2 separate regions of the Homo sapiens genome follow, and region 1 is linked to region 2. A link is a loop called in an ENCODE intact Hi-C map of the cell type or tissue named here. Cell type or tissue: heart right ventricle. All regions are shown on one strand.

The links. Hi-C counts contacts between places; a loop is a spot of excess contacts. Peaks named below come from ENCODE experiments on the same cell type or tissue, not always from the same donor. Only the 100,000 strongest peaks of a DNase experiment are listed, where the experiment ranks them.
Region 1: a loop joins it to region 2, with 4 times the contacts of the local background. A loop is called at or near these places in 42 of 110 quality-filtered maps.

The regions. Positions count from the first base shown.
Region 1 is chr14:105,445,694-105,450,693 of GRCh38, forward strand. MTA1 (metastasis associated 1) reads left to right here. Exons shown (of 21, transcript NM_004689.4): 4 at 3,666-3,716; 5 at 4,365-4,491; 6 at 4,568-4,631. Among named protein-coding and RNA genes, the nearest start is that of CRIP2, 27 kb to the right of the region's middle. RefSeq lists a silencer at 3,193-3,332. In heart right ventricle, CTCF peaks have their summits at 3,110 (motif pointing right) and 3,314; a DNase peak (open chromatin) is centred at 3,118; H3K4me3 peaks cover 556 bases; H3K27ac peaks cover 1,469 bases.
Region 2 is chr14:105,368,068-105,373,067 of GRCh38, forward strand. PACS2 (phosphofurin acidic cluster sorting protein 2) reads left to right here. Exons shown (of 25, transcript NM_001100913.3): 6 at 7-80; 7 at 392-472; 8 at 1,774-1,833. Among named protein-coding and RNA genes, the nearest start is that of TEX22, 28 kb to the right of the region's middle. RefSeq lists a silencer at 2,853-3,056 and an enhancer at 3,035-3,104. In heart right ventricle, a CTCF peak has its summit at 2,912 (motif pointing right); a DNase peak (open chromatin) is centred at 2,914.

The DNA of each region.
Region 1 (5,000 bases), 78 kb after region 2:
CTCGGGGGCTGGGTGAATGAAGTCCTCGCACGCCCCCCGGAGTGGTCTGTCTCTCACTGGCATCCTCTGCAAGCTTGTCATGGTGTGGCTGGGTGTGGGCATCATTGATCGAGGCTTCTTTTTCCCTTCTATGATGACTTCTGGAGACTTTCCAGGCTGGTGGGACCCTGCTGCCTGCACTTGCCAATGTCTCTCTCTTTTTAATTTTGCGGAGAGGCTTCTGTTGGGATTCTGAGTAGTGTTTTCAGGAAAGCAGTCCTCTCCTTATTCTTTACGATTCAAACCCAAGTTTAGTAACCTGGCTGGGAGGGGCTGCTGTGGCCAGCACAGCGTGTGGGAGGAAGCCACTGGCTGCATGGGAATGCCCTCAGCCTTGGGGACCCAGCTTCTCCCCCGGGAACAGGTGCTCGCAGGTGGTGGAGTCTCCTGTGCCGGGGGATGTTGACTTCAGAGCCAGGAGCCAGAGGCACCCCCACGCCCTCCACATGCTACTGACACAGGGCCTGCCGAGCTGGGCCCCACCTGCACCAGACACAGTGTGGTACCCCACTGAGGCCCTTCATGTGTCGGTGGGGGCAGGCATGAGGGGCATTTTTGGCTTCCACTCTGACACATCACCTGGGGTGGGATCTGAGCCCAGGCTGAGGCTGTGGTCTGTAGGGTGACATTTCCCAGTAGGTGAGGCATGTGACTGCCCGGGTACCCGTGTCGCTGGGGTGGGCCAAGGTCCCACCTGTAACCTCCCACGACCCCTAATGGGGTGAGGTCCAGGGACTGTGGGTTTGCGGTGGGTCGGGTGGGAGGACCCTCGCATCTTCTGCCCCGTCCCAGCGCTGTGGGTGAGGGGCAGGAAGTCAGCCCAGGCAACCTCCCCCTGCTCTGGGAGGGGCTTAGGGACAGGACAGACCATCCTGCCACCGATGCCTTGTTCCTGAGCCTTTGCTGGGAGTCGGCCAGGGCAGGCGCTTGTGGAAGGAAGGTGTCCCTTAACCCCACTGCCTTGCCCACCGGACAGCTGGGACCTTTCCTCAGCAACCAGTGGATGCGGACGTGAGCTGCCCTGGGTCAGTGCAGCTGGGCCGGGCCCCCGAGCCTGGGTCCACTCTGGACACTGGGCTGTGGGGCCTGTGGCTGGCCCAAAGGGAGCTGCCAGTTGACCATGGGCTTTCTCTGGCTTTGTGAGGAACTGGACCTCCTAGCTCTCTGCTCAGAGGAGGGGAGCGTTCAAGGTGGGGCATGGTGATCCTTGACCTCTGACCCCAAAGCCTGTGTACTCCACTGCTGCACTCGGCGGGCTCCAGGCACCAAGGAGGAGAGCTGGGGATGTTGAAGGTCCACAGGCTACACATTCTGGAGGGGTGTTTGGTGTGGCCCTTGGCCCTGCAGGTGCTGGGTGCCAGTCAGCAGCACGGCTGGCGGTTCTTAGTGTTGGAGGCTGGCCTATGTCGACTCTGCAGGGCTGGCCCGCTGGAGAAGCAGTGGTGGGGAGCGGCCTGGCTCGCTGGAGAAGCAGTGGTGGGGAGCGGGCTGGCCCGCTGGAGAAGCAGTGCCCAGGCTGAGCGGCCGCAGTGTGGCCCTGCCAGTCTGTGTGGCCTGGGGAGTCAGGCGCCACCGTTGAGTTGGGCATGTTTATGGCTGGCCCAGGGTGGATCCTGTCTCTGTCCTCTGGCACCTGGGGGCACAGTGTCCCTGCTCCAGAGAGCCTGTATCAGTGGTTTAGTGGTTTTTGAGGGTACTGTGGCCCCCTTGGCTGAGGTTCTGCTCTCAGACGCCCCAGAGGATGGCCTTTTGCTGGAAGAGCCCCAGAAGGGGACTCCAGACATAACGTGATTAGAGGTATCAGAGGGCAGGTTTTCCAGAAGGGCCTCGTTGGGGCTGATAGGACTGGGTGGAGAGCAGTGTCCCAGCTCGAGCACTGGCCCCCCCAGGTACACAGCACAGCCCCTTTGGACGGTGCTCCCTGGAAAGCTGCGTGGCGGCCCCTCTGCAGGGCGTTCCTATGAACTGAGAGCCCAGCTGCAGGGAGCAGGCGTCATGGGTGATGGGTCTGCCGCTGGTCCAGGGACTCAGAGCGCGGCCCCACTCTTGCCTGGCGGCTGGGCCTTGCGGTGATTCTGCAGGGCCCACACCCCCCGGGGTTGTGTCAATCTCCGTTTCTCCTGCTTCTCTGTGAGCTCATGGCAGCCAGGGTGAGGCCCCCAGCTGATCCCAGGGACAGGTGTGAGGACACTCTGGGAGGCCTCTGGCTCTCCCACGTCACTGCCTCCACCCAGCCCCTGCTGGGGCGTCCAGCCCACAGTGCAGGCCTCAGGGTGGAGGGTAGACACCCGCCAGGCTGCACTGTGGCCCCTGTGGCAGAGAAGCCCTCCCCCCGGCAGGGCTGTGAGCATGAAGCCTTTCTCAGGACAGAATGACAGGGAGAGGGGAACGTCCCTCCTCAGAGGAGGGCGTGGGGGCCCTGGAGACCACAGCCAAGAGTGGGAGTGAGGGCACAGCCTGGGCCTCACGCTTAGGGGTGTATCCAGGGTCTGAGGGAGGGTTCAGAGTGTGAGGGGTGCAGGGTACACTAGCCAGCCCCACCTCCTGCCTGGGTGTTTCTGCCTGTTGAGGGTCTTCTGAGGAGCTGTAGGCCCACCTCGCCCGCATCTCCGACAGGCTGCACCACAGAGCCCTGTTCTGCTGACCGGGACGCTGGTGAAATGGGAGTTTCGGAGCCGCTGTGGGCTCCTGTCCAGGCTGGGTCAGTGCTCGGATGGGGCCTGGCATAGGGCGGGCGTGAACAAAAGCCAGCCTCTGGTCTGGGGCTGGTGTGTGGGCCTCTGGGCCCTGGTGATGTCTGAGTTCAGGGTGCAGTTTGCTCGTGGGTCCCCAGAAGTGGGAGCGAGTGAGATGTGTTGGCCTGGGATGAGAGGACTGGGGCTGTCCTGGTCGGCCCTGCCCTGTTCTATGGACCGGGAGGAGGTGAGGCTCAGCCGCCAGACACCCCAGGCTTTTGAGGCCCAGATAGGGCCGGCCCAGAACAGGCCCAGCATGGCTGCTCCCAGCCTCAGTCTTAGCTGTTGGCGCCTGGGAGGGCCCAGAGGAGCCAGGACTTCCTGCAGGCACCACAAGGGGGCCGCAGAGAGCGAGCAGCCCGGCTGGCTGTGGTCCCATCTGGGGACCTTGGGCTCAGAGAGCCGGCAGGGCGCTGAGCGGGATGAGTGGCCCACTGGCGGCCGGTGCTGAGCGTGCGAGGGGCGGTGGGGAGCACCACTGCACGCCCCCATTTTGGGTGTTATAAGAACCCTACTTGGGTTCCTAGCACAGGGCAGGAATCCCCATGCTGCTGGCCGGTGCCCGGCCCCGGTCTCATCTGGACAGCCTGTTCTGGGAAGCCCCAGTGGAGTGGGGGCAGGGGTGGCCTCTGGACAGGGGCCCTCCACAGCCAGGCTTGTCTGGGCTCTTCCCAAAGAGGCTTGGCACTGGGTGGATGGGCAGCCAGAGTGGGGGGACGTCGAGGCCCAGATGATCTTCAACCGGGTGGTCTTCACGCCCCACCGGGAGGCCTGCGGCCCCCGTTCTGCCCTGCCCCCTGGCGGCACAGCCCTCGGTCCGGGCCCTGGGCAGGGAGCAGGCCGCCACCCTGTGCTGACCGTGCTGCCGGGTGCTGTCTGTCTGTTATATAGCCCTGTCAGTCTGCTATAAGGCCGGACCGGGGGCGGACAACGGCGAGGAAGGTAAGAGCCGGCCTCCGCAAGGAGGGCGTCCTCCTGTCTGTGTCCCTGGGCTGGGGGCGGCAGCGCCGCTGAGGGACAGAGTTTGGGCGGGCCGCCTGCATGCCTGTGCCCTGCGCCCGGCCGGCCCGGCTGAGGAGGGGCCCTCCCTTGTGTCCGGCCCACGGCCCAGGCTTGGTGCGGCCCCGGCCTGAGGGTGACCTGCTGGTGTGGGAGGTCTGTGGTGGGCTGTATGGGGCTGTCTGGCCACGAGATGGGGACGGACAGAGGGCGGCTGCCCCTCGCCCTCCTGGCCTGGGCTCTTGGCAGCCGCCGACTCCCCCGCTCCTCTTGCTCTTGCCTGCTGCTTCTGGGGCTGGCCCGGACCTTGTTCTCCCTCCTCCTTCCATCTTCATGCCCTGGGGAGTCTGGGCCTTTAGGGTGCCTGGACTTAAAGGGCACGTGGGCACCAGAGTGTCTGCAGGGGTACCTGCCAAGGAGCCGCCGGGCCGCCATAGGGTGGGGCAGTGGGACAGTGTCCGGCAGCAGGAGGAGGCACGCCTCCCAGGACTGGGCCTCCTGCGTGCTGGCGCCAGGTGGGGCTGGTGGGGTGGGCCTTGGTCTGGCAGTGTGCGTCTGCCGCGGTGCTGACAGGGGCTCCTTGTCCTTCAGGGGAAATAGAAGAGGAAATGGAGAACCCGGAAATGGTGGACCTGCCCGAGAAACTAAAGCACCAGCTGCGGCATCGGGAGCTGTTCCTCTCCCGGCAGCTGGAGTCTCTGCCCGCCACGCACATCAGGTAGCCCCCAGCAGCTCCCGCCCTGGGCCCCTCGGGCTGCCCTCGCCTTTCCAGCCTGCCCGTCCTTCTCTTCCAGGGGCAAGTGCAGCGTCACCCTGCTCAACGAGACCGAGTCGCTCAAGTCCTACCTGGAGCGGGAGGTGAGGCCCAGCCCGGCCTGGTCTGCCGCAGCCAGTCCCGGGCCACTGTTTCCTCTACCTATGACCTCTGCTGGCCTGGGCGGCGGAGACGATTTTCCCTCCTCCCTCTAGGCCCAGGCTGTTCTGGGGGGAAGCGGGGATTGCGTCCTGACTGTCACTTCCAGGTGTCCTGGTGTGTGGCCGCCCCCACCCTACGCGTCCAGAGTTGTGGGCCAGGAGCTTGGAGCTCTTTCCTCTTGCCACTGCCACCCAGACAGCCAGCGAGGGGAGGTCCCCCTGGGGAGGGTGTGGCTGAGGCAGGTGGGGGCAGGGGCCACCTGAGTCTTCGCAGGAGTCTTGGCTGGTCTCTCCTGGGCGGTGGGCAGAGTC
Region 2 (5,000 bases):
CCGCAGATAACTACTCCGAGGAGGAGTATGAGAGCTTCTCCTCCGAGCAGGAGGCCAGTGACGACGCCGTGCAGGGGCAGGTGACCTGGGGCCGGGGCTCCGCGCCCTCTCCTGGCTCACACCGGGTGTCCTGGGGTCTGTGGGGTCCTCACCAGCTGTCACCAGGGCCTCGTGAGGGTGGGTGAGCCACGGGCCTGGCCCCTGGTTGGCCGCCCATCTCTCGTCTCCCGACCCCAGGGGCCCGAGTTTATGCTCAGGTGGCTCTGAGAGTCTTGGGACACAGGTGGGCTCTCAGTGCCGGGCCTCTCCCATCGCCCACGCTGAGGCTGGCAGGGTCCTGCCAGCACTATGCAGGCTGCCGTGGCCTCAGCCACTGCATATGTCTCTGCAGGACTTGGACGAGGACGACTTTGACGTGGGGAAGCCGAAGAAGCAGCGGAGATCGATTGTAAGAACGACGTCCATGACCAGGGTTGGTGGAGACTGCTTCTATGAATGCTGGGGAAGGCGAGGGTCGGGGAGGACGCTGGGAGCCTGGGCGTGGGGGGGACACGGGCGTGGGAAGTGAGATCTCACCCCAGGTCACAGCAGCATGTCCCGTGGCAGACCCCCTGATTGCCAGTCTCCTGCCGGGTGCCACTGTCTCCCCTGCCTCGCCACATCTCCTGGCTTTAGCCTTGTGTGGCCGCTAGGCTCAGTGGGCCCTGAGCAAGGCTGGGAGGCTGCCTCGCTGCCAGGCTCACTCCATGTGCAGAAACTCCGGGAGGCCATCCTCCCTTTTGTCCCGTCAGGTGCCCACATACACCTGAGTGGGCTGGTTCCCCCATTTTTGTTTGGGATCTGGCCTACCTACCTCCACGGTCCCCAGGAGCTTGGCAGGGCTGTTCAGCATTTTTTCCCTGAGGAAAGCTCAGGCAGCTCTTTCCTCAGAGGCCGTGTCCGGCACTGGCACAGAGGGTCCACCGCCTGGCGCCTGGACACCCCAAGGACAGGCACGGTTCCAGGGAGGCCAGCGCAGGTGGGCGGGGAGCTCTGTGCCTGGTGCTGACAAGGGACATGGGCACAGCCCAGCCCGGACACCGCCGCCTCCTCTGGCAGCATTCAAGGGGGCGCTGTGGGCAGACGGTGCCAGGGACGGGCAAGCTGCTCCCAAAGTGGTGAAGCTGTGTCTTGCTGGCCTGGAGAGCAGCCCCCGCTGTGCAGAACACCAGCTTGAGCCTCCATTCCAGGGCCCCCTTGGGCCCAACTGTTGTGAAGGGAGGGCGTGGGCTGCCTTTGTAGGGTTGGTCCCCGAGAGGGTGGCTGAGGGTCCCGCTCACCCAGTGGCTGGAGCCGAGGTTCTGCAGTCCAGGGTGGCACGAGGCACCCACGGGGCTCAGGCTCTTGGAGCACGCCCCACCCCACACTCGCCCACCTGCCCACCCCACGTGGGTGCCCAGCACCTTCCTTCTGGGGTCGGCCAGGGCCTTTCCTGGGAGGGGGTGCTGAGGGAAGGGCCCCGTGAGCCTGGGAAGGGCTGCAGAGGCTTCTGGAAGAACCATGGAGTCCGCACACGCCTCCCCGGGTCCCCCTTGGCCAGGAATGGAACTGTCAGACCTCAGGCCTGTTGGGAAGCCTCTGGGAGCCACGAGCGAATCCATCAGCGTGGCTGGTGCTGAGGCCTTGCTGCTCTCCCACGGCGGGCCTGGGTGCGGCCTGGGCCTGAGGAAGGGGCTCCAGCGGCGGGTCTGCAGCTCTGGCGGCGGCTCTGACTCTGCACCGCCTGTCTTGCAGCAACAGAACTTCAAGCAGAAAGTGGTAGCGCTGCTGCGGAGGTTCAAAGTGTCCGACGAGGTGAGTGCGCCGCGCCTTCTGCTCGCGGCCCCCACGCCTGCAACAGCACCTGGTCGGGAGGAGGCCTCTGGGGTCTGTCTCCGGGCCACCTCTGGTTCTGCCGCTCACCGTCTGCACGGCCCCGCCAGCATCGCACAGTCTGCGAGGCGCAGTGACAGTGGCACTGCCTCCCGGGCTCCAGGTCACCCGCTGGGTCTCTGCTGAAGTAGAAGTCGTGAATACCCTGGAAGTCGGAAAGTCATTTTCAGGGGGATGTAACCATTAGTTTGTGTGTTTTTTTTTTTATAAATAGACTTTAGTTTTTAGAGCAGTTTTAGGTTTACAGCAAAATTGAGCAGAAAGTTCAGAGTTCCCATGGACCCCTCCCCACCTGACAGCCCCCCACTATTGACATGGGCCCCCCCTCCCCACCTGACAGCCCCCCACTACTGACATTCCATGGATTTTTAATGTTCATCTTTTAGCTTTTCTCTAATCTCTGAATTTTCTACAATGAGCTTGTATAATTTTCATACCGAAAAGAAAAACATGGCTGGGCTCAGTGGCTCATGCCTGTAATCCCAGCACTTTGGGAGGCCAAGGCAGGCAGATCACTTGGGCCCAGGAGTTTGAGACCAGCCTGGGCAACATAGTGAAACCCCATCTCTACAATAAAATACAAAAATTAGCTGTGGGTGGTGGTGTGCACCTGTAGTCCCAGCTACTTGGGAGGAAACCTAGTAGGCCAAGGCTGCAGTGAGTGGAGATTGAGCCACTGCACTTCAGCCTGGGCAACAGAGCGAGACCCTGTCTCAAAAGAAAAAACTTCAAATCTCGGCTCACTGCAACCTCTGCCTCCCAGGTTCAACAGGGTTTCACCCTGTTGGCCAGGCTGGTCTTGAACTCCTGGCCTCAAGTGATCTGCCTGCCTCTGCCTCCCAAAGTGGTGGGATTACAGGCGTGAGCCACCGCGCCCAGCCTTTGTTGTTTCTTTAACGTCAGAAGAAAAACGTGCCTGGGTTCAGGACCTGAAGTGGAGAGGTGGCGTTTAAGCGTCTCAGCCTTGAAGCAGGGTTGTCACCCGTCGGCCTGAGAGCACACTGCCTGTAGATGGCGCTGTGTCCTAACATACTCGGGATGCATCCAGCTCAGCCCCTGGGGCACACACTCAGCGAGGCTGTCAGGTCCATGTGCCGAAACAGGTGCTTTGTGGCCCGGTGGGGCAGGCAGCATTTCTGGGAACAGCGTAACATCACCAACTGGCCGCAGAGGAAGGGCAGCTCCGCCACTGGGATGGTCATCGGGCCCCTGTGTCTTTTGGTTTGCATCTTGGATTGGAACATTCCCAAGTGCAGCTGAAGATGGGACTTAGCCAAGTCGGCTCCCTGGCCTGGGGCTTCCTTGAGCCCTGCTGAGCGCCTGTGGGTTCAGGGGTGGGTGTTCTTGGTTGAATCTTGACCGTGGGGTTCTGCACTCACCTGGGCAACTGAACTGAGTCCCAGAATGCATTTCACTTACACAGATTATGGTTCTGAGACTCACAACCCAAACTGTGAAAAGATGGGCCAACGTCACAGACGCTGTTCAGGGAGAGGACATCGTTTTCATAGGGATAATTGCACAGCGTTGTGTGAAATTCATGCAGGTCAACACAGTACTTTAATGGAGTGATGGGATCTCTTTCCGTATTTTCCACCCATCACTCCCTTTCCTGAAAAGACCAGACCATCTCCGCCACAGCTCTGAACCTGTGTCTTGGCCACTAGGAGTGCCACACCTGGCACTGCCCCCTGCCCAGGACTTCACAGCAACCCTCAGGGGGCAGGAGATGCACAGTGAGACGAGGTCACCGCCTGGATTACAGCCATCTGAGATTGTTCATGCTGCTATAACAAAATACTTTAGACTGGGAAATTAATAAACAACCAAAGTGTATTTCTCGCAGTTCCGGAGGCTGTGAGTCCAAGATCAAGGTGCCAGTAGACTCGGTGTCTTGAGGGCCCGTTTCCCATAGAGGGCACCTTCTGTGTGTTGTGTGGTGAGAGGGCCTGACAAGCTCCCTCAAGCCTCCCTCATCAGGGCCCTGAGCCTATTCAGCGGGCAGAGCTCTCGGGCCCTAACCACCTGTTAGAGGCCCCACTTCCTAATTCTAGCACCTTGGTGGTCAGGTTTCAGTGTAGGAATTTTGGGGGTACAAACGTTCACAGCCCCCAGGCTGACCACAGAGCACTGGCATCCAGGCTGCCCTGTGCCCAGGTGCCACACAGTGGGTCTGGTGAGGAGGAGAGCAGGGCTCTGCTTGGGACCCATCCTGTGAGGAGGAACCAGAGTGAAGTCTGTTCCTTACAGCCCTCAGCTTCAGCTCACAGCGAAAGCGTCCGCTGAGGGCTGCCTTCTGAATTTTTCATTGTAAAAGGTGGCACACCTGGATAGTCAGTTGATTTTCAACAAGGGTGCCAAGTTCATTGGAGAAAATATCTTTTCGCAAAAAAACTGAGGCTTGACAATGCACACCATGTGCAGAATTCAGCTTGACTGGATCATATTCCTAAATGTAAAAGCCTAAAATTTAAATTACCTAGATTCTAAGCCTTAAAAAATATGAACTTAAATCCTGCACTAATGCCACTGAACTGTACACCTAAAAATAGATAAAATGGTAAATATTATGTTTTATATATTTTTAACACAATAAAAAAAGTAGAAATTTGCTTTCTGAAAGGTACTGTTAAAAGAATGAAAAGATGGCCAGGTGCGGTGGCTCACGCCTGTAATCCCAGCACTTTGGGAGGCCGAGGCAGTACGAGGTCAGGAGATCGAGACCATCCTGGCTAACATGGTGAAACCCCATCTCTACTAAAAATACAAAAAAATTAGCTGGGCGTGGTGGCAGGCGACTGTAGTCCCAGCTACTTGGGAGGCAGAGGCAGGAGAATGATGTGAAACCAGGAGGCAGAGCTTGCAGTAAGCCAAGATGGGGCCACTGCACTCCAGCCTGGGTGACAGAGCGAGACTCCGTCTCAAAAAAAAAAGAAAAAAGCCACAGGTTGACAGAAAATATTTGCAAATAACATACCTGGTAAAGATTTGTATCCAATAGATATATTAAAAACTTTCAAAACCCAATAAGAAAAGCAACCTGATTTTTAAAATGAGTAAGACTCATACAGTGAAACTATGAAACATTT